2 separate regions of the Homo sapiens genome follow, and region 2 is linked to region 1. The links are chromatin contacts, found by Hi-C or POLR2A ChIA-PET in ENCODE. All regions are on one chromosome and are shown on one strand. Each heading gives the region's core, a stretch centred on a gene start or an enhancer-like site at or near the end of the contact. The rest is flanking DNA. Distances are from core to core; before and after follow the strand shown. Region 1 holds the start of NUP43 (nucleoporin 43). Region 2 holds the start of RAET1E-AS1 (RAET1E antisense RNA 1).

The links. A loop is a pair of places that touch in the nucleus more often than their neighbours do. ChIA-PET counts read pairs that join two places held with the same protein, here RNA polymerase II (POLR2A). Pooled maps may share reads with other maps.
Region 2: a loop to region 1 is called in a map of CD8-positive, alpha-beta T cell, with 12 times the contacts of the local background. The contact joins the promoter of RAET1E-AS1 here to the promoter of NUP43 in region 1. A Hi-C loop is called at or near these places in 17 of 168 maps with a recorded cell type or tissue (B cell, CD4-positive, alpha-beta T cell, CD4-positive, alpha-beta memory T cell and 11 more), 2 of 37 single-sample maps with no recorded cell type and 29 of 50 pooled maps. POLR2A ChIA-PET finds 5 or more read pairs at or near these places in 5 of 52 experiments (A673, H1, HEK293T and 2 more).

The regions. Positions count from the first base shown.
Region 1 is chr6:149,743,127-149,748,639 of GRCh38, reverse strand. NUP43 (nucleoporin 43) reads left to right here and starts at 2,111. Exons shown (of 8, transcript NM_198887.3): 1 at 2,111-2,264; 2 at 2,578-2,700; 3 at 4,925-5,002. The coding sequence starts at 2,145. RefSeq lists an enhancer at 1,742-1,801.
Region 2 is chr6:149,860,139-149,865,240 of GRCh38, reverse strand. RAET1E-AS1 (RAET1E antisense RNA 1) reads right to left here and starts at 1,743. Exons shown (of 2, transcript NR_045126.1): 1 at 859-1,743. LRP11 (LDL receptor related protein 11) reads left to right here and starts at 882. Exons shown (of 7, transcript NM_032832.6): 1 at 882-1,833. The coding sequence starts at 1,221. RAET1E-LRP11 (RAET1E-LRP11 readthrough) reads left to right here. Exons shown (of 15, transcript NR_182438.1): 8 at 1-25; 9 at 244-356. RefSeq lists an enhancer at 571-1,071 and silencers at 728-1,177, 1,248-1,307, 1,448-1,557, 1,728-1,877.

The DNA of each region.
Region 1 (5,513 bases), core at 862-3,361:
GACAGGGTTTCACCGTGTTAGCCAGGATGGTCTCGATCTCCTGACCTTATGATCCGCCCGCCTCGGCCTCCCAAAGTGCTGGGATTACAGGCATGAGCCACAGCGCCCGGCCTCCAGTAATCTTTTAGAAGGAAACAAAGCTAAGACATCTGTGCCACTATATCAGCACAATTTTCAAATTCTAGTTCTTATCCGATTTTGTAAAATGTGACACTGGCCTGCTTCCAATCCAAAATCAACATTACCTATTTTCTGGGATTATGTGACCATAAATGAAACTACAGGCAAAACTGGTTTCTTTTTGTTTTTTTGCTTTTGATTGAGACGGAGTCTCACTCTGTAGCCCAGGCTGGAATGCAGTGGCATGATCTTGGCTCATTGCAACCTCCACCTCCCAGGTCCCGGTTCAAGCAATTCTGCCGCAGCCTCCCGAGTAGCTGGAATTACAGGCACGCACCACCATGCCCAGCTAATATTTTTGTATTTTTAGTAGAGACAGGGTTTCACCATGTTGACCAGGCTGGTCTTGAACTCCTGACCTCGTGATCTGCCTGCCTTGGCCTCCCAAAGTGCTGGGATTACAGGCGTGAGCCACCGTGCCTGGCCAAAACAGTGTTCTTTACTTCAATATTAAACATGAATAAAATTGTTGATTTGGGACTGTAACCCACTTAATATTTTCCATTTCATCTTTCTACAGTTTCTTGATGATCTTCCATTTGGAGAAAAGAAAAAAGTCAAATCCTTGATAGGAAACTGGTAACTCTAAAGCTGACCCAGATGGATTGCATTTACATGCAGTGCTTCCGTAAACTGTCCCTGTGAAGTAGGACTACCAATATCACATAAAAACAACAGTAGCATAATGGCCCTTTTTAAAGAAATAACCAACATACAGTTATGAATACCTATAGTGTAAAAGAGCTTCATTTTTTAGTTGAATAAGTCATATCTCTTGTATTCAGTAGGATTTACATTCTAATGGGGGAGGAATATGCATCTAAAGAAAACTAACATAAGATATATCCAAAATATATGTCATTAGTGGTCTAGATATCAAATGCTAGCTCACGCCTGTAATCCCAGCACTTTGGGAGGACAAGGCAGTTGGATCACCTGAGGTCAAGAGTTCGAGACCAGCCTGGCCAATATGGTGAAATCCCGTCTCTCCAAAAAAAAAAAAAAAAAATTAGCCAGGCATGGTGGCGCACACCTGTAGTCCCAGCTACCCTGGAAGCTGAGGTGGGAGAATCACTTGAACCTGGGAGGCGGAGGCAGAGGTTGCAGTGAGCTGAGATTGTACCACTGCACTCCAGCTTGGGCCACAGAGACCCTGTCTTAAAAAAGAAAAAAAATGGTGTTGATTTAGATCAACATTGGCTGGGGTCGTCAGGAAATGGTAAAGGAAAGAACAGATCCTTGAAGGATAGGCAGGATTCTGAGGAGTAAAGAGGAAGGGAAGAATATTATAGGTGTAACCAAAAGCACAGAAGGAACCTAGAAAACTGATTCCTGGGCCGTTGACAATAGGTATCACAAACTTCATTCTTAATCATGCACGTAATTGAATTGATCAAAGCTAGGCAATTGGCATCAAAACTAAAACTGGAGTCTTTCAGAATTCCAACTCCAGGCTCTGACAGTGTGTATTAACTTTGAAGCAAAGTATTTGTTTGGGAGACAAGAGGGAGAGGTTTGGGATAGTAGGTTGGCACTTTATTCGAGGTACTTCCACGAGTATTTAAGGATTTTTGAATCGTTTTCTATGCGCAGTGACCTGCAACTGCTTAGGTGTGGTTTCAAGGTGGTTTCTACTGCATTGTTTTTGTTCTGTTTTTGCACTTAAATTTTACACTGCACAATTATTGAACACAAGAAAATACTGACATTGCAGATTAGGAGCAAGTCCTACTGCTCAAAGGCCAAAGCGCTCTTGCCTTTGCTCAGAGCTGCTCTGTGAGATGGGTGGGCCTCTCAGTCTAGGTACTGACTGTGCCCACACTGGCTATCGACGAGAATTGACTCTCTGCAGCCACCGTCTCCGTCCTAAAGTCCCATCCAATCAGGGTTCCGCGGGAAGAGGCGGTGCTGAGAGGCGCGTACTGTGCTTGCTTTTTGCAGTACCTGCTGCGGCCGCTTTCGGCATGGAGGAAATTTATGCGAAGTTTGTGTCCCAGAAAATCAGCAAAACCCGCTGGCGACCGCTGCCTCCGGGAAGTTTACAGACCGCGGAGACGTTCGCTACAGGATCTTGGGACAATGAGGTATCGCCGCTGATAGGGACGAGCCCCTACCTCCTCCCTCTCTCCGGTTGAGCTGACCCCTGGCCTTCCGCGCGCCAACTCCCACCTTCTGGTTCTTCTCGCACTTTTAGGTCCCCCGGACCCCTGTCTCAGGCGCGGTTGCTCCGTAGCTCAGAGCCGGTGATGGCATGCCTGAGCCTCGTATCTCGTTGTGTTTTAAACTCACCATACCATTTGAGATGTTTTGGAGCAACATTTCCGGACGGGAGCACAACTTTTATTTTCCGAGAGTTGACGTTTATGTCATCTCAAGACAAAACTTTCTGTTTTACAGGAAAATTATATTTCACTGTGGTCTATTGGAGATTTTGGAAACTTGGACTCTGATGGAGGGTTTGAAGGAGACCATCAGTTATTGTGTGATATCAGACACCATGGTGATGTAATGGATTTACAGGTAAATCTGTGTAGCATCCAAAAGCTAACTTTGAAAGTCCTGAGTAATACATTTAAACAAGCAGAGCATCATAAAAGTTGTCTGGTGTCACCCCTCGTTTACAGAAAACTGAGTGCTCTGTAAGTTATGATTTGCCCAACATCATTTAGCCATTTAGTGGCAGAAAAAGGACTGGGAAAGGGGATGTAGATTTAATCATACTTTTTTATTAATTGACTGTCGACTATGTGCTAAATACCGTTTGGGGAGCTTTACAAAAATTAATTATTGTTGCATGCCAGTGAATCAAGTATCGTTACTTTGTTTTACTAATGAGAAAATTGAGACTAATATATCTTGAGCATGTACTATGTGACAGATACTGTGCAGGGGGATAACATCATTTTGTTTTTTGAATTCTCATAACAACTCCCTAAGTAGAGATTAGTGCTCCCGTTTTAAAGATTTACCACGATTTAGTGAACTTAACTTGGCCAAAGTCTCAAAACCAGTAATGAGTGGTGGGGATGAAATTGAGTTTTCTTTTTTTTTTTTTTTTCCAAGATGGAGTCTCGCTCTGTCACCCAGGCTGGAGTACAGTGGCATGATCTGAGCTCACTACAACCTCCGCTTCCCGGGTTCAAGCGATTCTCCTGCCTCAGCCTCCCGGGTAGCTGGGACTACAGGCGCAGGCCACCATACCCGGCTAATTTTTTGTATTTTTAATAGAGACGGGGTTTCACCATATTAGCCACGATGGTCTCTATTTCCTGACCTGGTGATTTGCCTGCCTCGGCCTCCCAAAGTGCTGGGATTACAGGAGTGAGCCATGGCGCCCGGCCGAAATTAAGTTTTCAAATCCTGGTGTGGAGAGCCCCTGCATTTTCCATAGAAAGCTACCTAGCCCTGGTGCGCGCTTGTAATCCCAGCTACTCTGGAGTCTGAGGCAGGAGAATCGCTTGAACCCGGGCGCAGAGGTTGCAGTGAGCCGAGAGTGCGCCAGCTTGGGCAACAAGAGCGAAACTCTGTCTCAAAAAATAATAATAATAAATAAATAAATAAATAAATAAATAAAATAAAAAAGAAAGCTATCTAGCTCTAGGAAAGATACATTTTTTTTTTTTGGAGACGAAGTCTTATACTGTCACCCGAGCTGGAGTGCAGTGGCGAGAGCTCAGCTTACTGCAACTTCTGCCTCCTGGGTTCAAGCAATTCTCCTGCCTCAGCCTCCCGAGTAGCTGGGACAACAGGCACATGCCACCATGCCTGGCTAATTTTTGTATTTTTAGTAGAGATGGAGTTTCACCATGTTGGCCAGGCTGGTCTTGAACTCGTGACCTCGTGGTCCACCCGGCTTGGCCTCCCAAAGTGCTGGGATTACAGGTGTGAGCCACCATGCCCAGACGATATTTTCCTTTCCTTTTTTTTTTTTCTTTTTTATGACGAGTCTTGCTCTGTCACCCAGGCTGGAGTGCAGTGGCTCGATCTCGGCTCACTGCAACCCCACCTCGTGGGTTCAAGTGATTCTTCTGCCTCAGCCTCCTGAGTAGCTGGGAGTACAGGCACATGCCAGCACGCCCAGCTAATTTTTGTATTTTTAGTAGAGATGAGGTTTCAACGTATTGGCCAGGCTGGTCTCGAACTCCTGACCTCGTGATCCGCTTGCCTCAGCCTCCCAAAGTGCTGGGATTACAGGCGTCAGCCACCGTGCCTGGCTTTTCTTTTTTAAAATTTTTATTCTTTTTTTGAAACTGAGTCTTGCTCTGTCAACTAGGCTGGAATGCAGGGGCTCAATCTTGGCTCACTGCAACCTCCACTTCCCTACAACCCCAACTCATTTTTGTATTTTTGTAGAGACGAGGCCTCGCCATCTTGCGCAGGCTGGTCTTGAACTCCTGAGCTCAAGTGATCCGTCCACCTAGGCCTCCCAAAATGCTGGGATTACAGGCGTGAGCCACTGCACCCAGCCAGGAATAATATTTTCCTAAGGTTTTATTGTGTTGGTCCCAAATTAAATCAATTGTGGGTGAATGTGTCTAGGAAAAAATATTGTTTATTCATGAAAATACTTTGTATGGCAGTTTGGCCTTTCAGCTTCATTAACACATTTTATTTCCTTAGCACTCATGGCTCTTTGCTTTTTAAAATTGTTATAAGATTTGCTACTAATTGAGTTAAATAAACAAATGGACTTCCTCCCTGCTAATATTTCTGAATCTTTAACAAGCAGAAATTTTCTCTTTAGTTTTTTGACCAGGAAAGAATTGTCGCTGCTTCATCAACAGGATGTGTAACAGTTTTCCTTCACCATCCAAATAACCAGGTAAAGAACTTTAGTTTGAGAAGTGATTTTTTTTTTTTTTGAAATGGAGTTTTGCTCTTGTTGCCCGCGCACTGGAGTGCAGTGGCGCAGTCTCGGCTCACCGCAGCCTCCACCTTCTGAGTTCAAGTGATTCTCCTGCCTCAGCCTCCCAAGTAGCTGGGATTACAGGCACGTGCCACCACGCCCGGCTAATTTTATATTTTTAGTAGAGACGGGGTTTCTCCATGTTGGTCAGGCTGATCTCACCTGACCTCAGGTGATCAGCCCTCTTCGGCCTCCCAAAGTGCTGGGATTACAGGTGTGAGCCACCGCGCCCAGCCAAAGGTAACCTTTTCTAATAGACATGCCTAGTTAATATAAGTCCCAGTTCATGTTAAGGGTTTTTTTGAGTCATTTAGAAAAAGCTATAGAGATTAATATTTTATTTATTTTATTTTATTTTATTTATTTATTTTTTTTTTTGAGACAGAGTCTCTCTCTGTCACCCAGGCTGGAGTGCAGTGGTGCGATC
Region 2 (5,102 bases), core at 494-2,993, 120 kb before region 1:
GCTCACAGAAGTCTAGAACGCCAAGGTGAAGCCCCCACTGGGTTGGACATTTTCTTATTCCTTATGTCATTTAAAGCACAACTCCCGAGATTTTACGTGATATAACCGCTAGAGGCCTCTCTGTCACAGGCTGTATTACTCCCAGGTCCCCATGTTGGCTGTGTTCAGATTTTTTGTTATATTTGTGGAAATCTGAGTGCATGTGACGACTGCTATTTATGGGTTTTGTTTTTATTTTTAAAGACAGGGTCTTGTTCTGTCCCCCAGGCTGGAGTACAGTGGTGTGATCACAGCTCATTGCAGTCTCGAACTCCTGGGTCCAAGCCATCCTCCCAACTCAGCCTCAGGACTTACAGGCGAGTACCACCTCACCAGGCTTGATTTTTGTGTTTTTAAACAGACTGAACATCTTTCAGTACTTCCCATCCCCACCCCTCCCGGCCCTGACTCCGCCACCCCAACCCCGCCCCACTTTGTACTACCCAAGCACATCTTGGGAACATGATGCGGAAAGTCAGGGACGCTGGAGGTGAAGGACTGATGACGCGCTACGGTGGTCCTAGGTGCGCGTGCCCCCTCTCTGGAGTAGTCCCGGGGGTCACGAGGATTTGAAGACAGGCCCTCCCTTCCCACTGCCCCCATTCCCCCGAATGCCAAGCCCCTGTGGGCAGGCGCCCTGGGCAGGTGTGGTTGGTTGCTAAAGCCTGCTGGGCCCAGACATGAACCCTGCCCTAGCTGGGCAGCGGCGCGGGAGCAAAGTTGTTCTGAGGCTGCCCTCCCCGGGGCCTGCTCTCCCAGCCCTGGAGGAGCCGGCGCGAGACGCGCGGGGGCGGGGCCGCGCGGGGGGGCGGGGCTCACCAAGGCTCCACCCCGCCGCGGCCACTGTTCGCACACACCTGGTGCTGATCAACGCCGAGGCCGACTCGTCGCCACCCAGCGCGCCGCAGGCCGGGGCGGAGAGGCGCAGGGCGCTGGGCAGTCTCCGGCGAGGGCAAGGAGCGGTGCCCGGCTGGGCCGGCTATGTCTCCCGCTACTGCGGTTCCCGCCGGCGCCCGCGACCTCGGGGGAGCAGCCGGGTTCGGGGGCGCCGCGCTGTGAGGCCGGGGCCTAGAGCCAGCCGCGGCCGCGCAGGAGGGGCCCAGGGCCCGCGCTCGCCCGCGTCCCCGCCTTCCTCCCGCGCTCAGCCCCGCCTCGGCTCGCTGCCCTTGGCTCTCGTCGCCATGGCCTCCGTCGCCCAGGAGAGCGCGGGCTCGCAGCGCCGGCTACCGCCGCGTCACGGGGCGCTGCGCGGGCTGCTACTGCTCTGCCTGTGGCTGCCAAGCGGCCGTGCGGCCTTGCCGCCCGCGGCGCCGCTGTCCGAACTGCACGCGCAGCTGTCGGGCGTGGAGCAGCTGCTGGAGGAGTTCCGCCGGCAACTGCAGCAGGAGCGGCCTCAGGAGGAGCTGGAGCTGGAGCTGCGCGCGGGCGGCGGCCCCCAGGAGGACTGCCCGGGCCCGGGCAGCGGCGGCTACAGCGCAATGCCTGACGCCATCATCCGCACCAAGGACTCCCTGGCGGCGGGTGCCAGCTTCCTGCGGGCGCCGGCGGCCGTGCGGGGCTGGCGGCAATGCGTGGCGGCCTGCTGCTCCGAGCCGCGCTGCTCCGTGGCCGTGGTGGAGCTGCCCCGGCGCCCCGCGCCCCCGGCAGCCGTGCTCGGCTGCTACCTCTTCAACTGCACGGCGCGCGGCCGCAACGTCTGCAAGTTCGCGCTGCACAGCGGCTACAGCAGCTACAGCCTCAGCCGCGCGCCGGACGGCGCCGCCCTGGCCACCGCGCGCGCCTCGCCCCGGCAGGGTAAGCGCGCGACTGAGGGGCCGGCCTTGGCCAGAGCGCTCGAGACCCGCAGCGCCCTCGCCAAGTTGGAAGCGAAACACACTCGTGCCAAGTTATTTTAGCCGCGGGCACCCAGAAGAGTTTCTGGCATGGGTTTCTCTGTCTTAGGGAAGAGGAAGCCCAGTAGTTTGGCAGAAGCGGGCGGGCGGGCGCGGTGACGTGCTACTGGAATTTTTCTAGGCTTGAAGAGAAAGGCTGATCTGAGAGGATTCGTGGAAATATGACTTAAAAGGGGAGAAATGCTGAGAGAAAAAAGTTTGTTTTAGTCTCATGGGTTGTATAAGGCATGGTTTGTGTTAAGTAATTGCAAGAGCAAAATCTAATTAGATGCCGGGCTTCTCGTAACACCCACTCCTTTTTCTTGACGTGGCTCTCCTGACTTTGCCTGCGGTGGCTTTCATCATACAAAAATGGGAGGAAAACTTCTGGTCCCTTTTATAAAAAGTGAAAAGAGGGGACTTGATTTTCGTTGAAAATAAGAAACTTTAAGGCCGGGCGTGGTGGCTTATGCCTGTAATCCCAGCACTTTGGGAGGCCGAGGAGGGCGGATCACCTGAGGTCAGGAGTTTGAGACCTGCCTGACCAATGTGATGAAACCCCATCTCTACTAAAAATACAAAAATTAGCCAGAGCTGGTGGCATGCGCCTGTAATCCCAGCTATTCGGGAGGCTGAGGCAGGAGAATCGCTTGAACCTAGGAGGCGGAGGTTGCAGTGAGCCGAGATCGCGCCATTGCACTCCAGCCTGGGCAACAAGAGCGAAACTCCATCTTAAAAAAAAAAAAAAAAAAAGGAAAAGAAAATAGGAAACTTTAAAGCGTGTTTCTTAAGGACTAAAAATGATGCTGATTCGACGGTTTGACTTTTTGTAGATGCTCTGAATGAGAGAATCAGGACACATACAGGAGGCACAAAAATGGTAGTGGTTGGACATGAATGTCACGGAGGGAATAAGAGACCTTGATTGTGCCCACGTGTGGTCAGGCTCCGTGTGTTTAATCATGCCCTGTTGCTGTTTGATTTATAATAGCACGAATGATATCAGCAAGATGGGGGCGGAGCTCAGCCCCTTTGGAAGTGTGGATTCTCCAAAACCTGTGGATCCATTGAAAGAGTCTGGAAATCTGTGTCCATCACATCCTGCCTCCCTCCCCACCTCTACCTTAGATGAGGCTCAGAATCCTTGTCAGGGGAGCAGATATCAAAGGGTCACCCTGCGACTGCTTGGCCTTGAGGCAAACACTGGGAAGGACTCCATAGCTTTCCTTCTGAAGTGGAGGCAGGCAGCACTTTCACTTGGACCCCCCATCAGCATCTCTGAGGCCCACCACGGCTGTTGCACACACATCCTCTCTGCCCAAACACAGACCAAAATATCCCAGCAGCAAAGAAACAAAGTCTTTTCTCTGTGTTCTCACTACTTACCTGGAAGAAACTGACATTGCCAAAGTGAGCTTTCCTATAAACCCAGAGGAAACCTTTGAAAAGGAAAATAAACAAGGAAAGAATATGCCATAGAACAAAAATTTTAAAGTTTAGATTACTTGGAGACGCCAGGCACGGTGGCTCATAACTAACCCCAGGACTTTGGGAGGCCAAGGCGGGTGAATCACTTGAGGCCAAGAGTTAGAGACCAGCCTGGCCAACATGACAAAACCCGTCTTTGCTAAAAAGAAATAAACACAAAAATTATCCTGGCATGGTGGCGCCTGTCTATGATCCCAGCTCCTCGGGCGGCTGAGGCAGGAGAATCGCTTGAACTGTGGTGGTGGAGGTCGCAGTGAGTACAGATTGCGCCACTGCACTCCAGCCTGGGCAACAGAGGGAGACACTGCCTCAGAAACAGAAACAAAAACTTCAGGTTACTATGAGAAGTTTCTGGGTTGTTTTTCCTCTTGCTTGCTTCGTTGCCCTTCCTTTCCCCAGGGGAGTTTGTCTAGGAATTGTTTTGTAGATGTTTGGGATGAAAATAGGCGAGCGCGGTGCTGGTCCTCATTTCTGGGAGAACACTGCTGTGCTCAGACTTCCTGAGGTCCCAGCAACATGGAAACGCGGAAGGTGCGGCTCAGGTTCCTGTAGAGGCTCATTTGTTCTCTCTGCGTGGAGGTCAAAAATTGTTCCCCAGTGTCCTGTGTGTCCCCTGCTCAGATGCTTGACAGGTTGAAGTTGTTTATGCTTCAGAGACTAAGTTTTTCCTTCTTGAATTGTTCGTTTTTGGGTTGTGAGCATGTGAAAATGGTTTAGAAGAGCCCTTGGAGAGGAGCTGTGACTGGATCCATCTGAGGTGGATGAAAGCACCATGAAGAAATGGTGATGGGATAGCACGAACTTACAGCAGGACACACCAGCCCTGTTTTCATGCCCACATTTGTTGACTTTGGTGTTAGGTGCTGTCCTCAGCCCTTTGCACGCATGAACTCACTCTGTCCTCACAACAACACAAAGGCCTAGGTTCTGTTATAATCCCTAGTGTATACAAGGCTTGGCAAGCGAAAGTAACCTGCCCAAGGGTCACACAGCATGGGGTTGTGGAGCCTGAACTCCTATGCTTTCTCCAGCAGCACCAGCAGAAGCTGAGAAAGGGATCACTAGGCTGGGACTGCGAGGGTAGAGGTAGGGAAGGCGGGAGGATGCAGGAATGAGTGAGAGATGCTGGAGAGAGGTGTCTTGTAGTGACTGAGCCTGCCTGCTAGAATCTGTAGAACAGAGGAGGGTGCTTGAAGTTCTGGGGCCTGGCGTCTCCACAAACAAGTCCCTGCTCATGCCCCCAGGACTTGGTGTCTGCTTGTCCTCCATCCCAGGCTGTCGTGAGGTTCAAGGGGGGACATGCTTTGTGAGTTAGGAAGGTGGCACGCATGTACATGATACTGTTCTAGGAACCTGGTTGGGTCATGCCCATGACTAGAGGGTTGGGGGACTGGATGTCATGATAAAAAGTGAAGAACAGCAGGAGGGAGGGAGGGAGGGAGGAGAGGTAGAAGCTAGAGCTGCTAGGATTCCAGAAGAGCAGGGAATATAACCTCCAAGGACTCAAGGACGATAACCTTTATGTGGTTTTTGCTGGATATTCAGCCTGAAGTCCAGTATCTCGGGGAAGAATTTGGGAAGTGGGCCCCTTGCCTTGTGTGTCAGGGAAAATCAAAGCTATTAGGCAGAGGTCTGCTCTCCTCTCTGCAGACCCACCTGCTGCCACCCCCAGCCTTTCCCTGTCTCCGCCAAGTGCAAACAAAA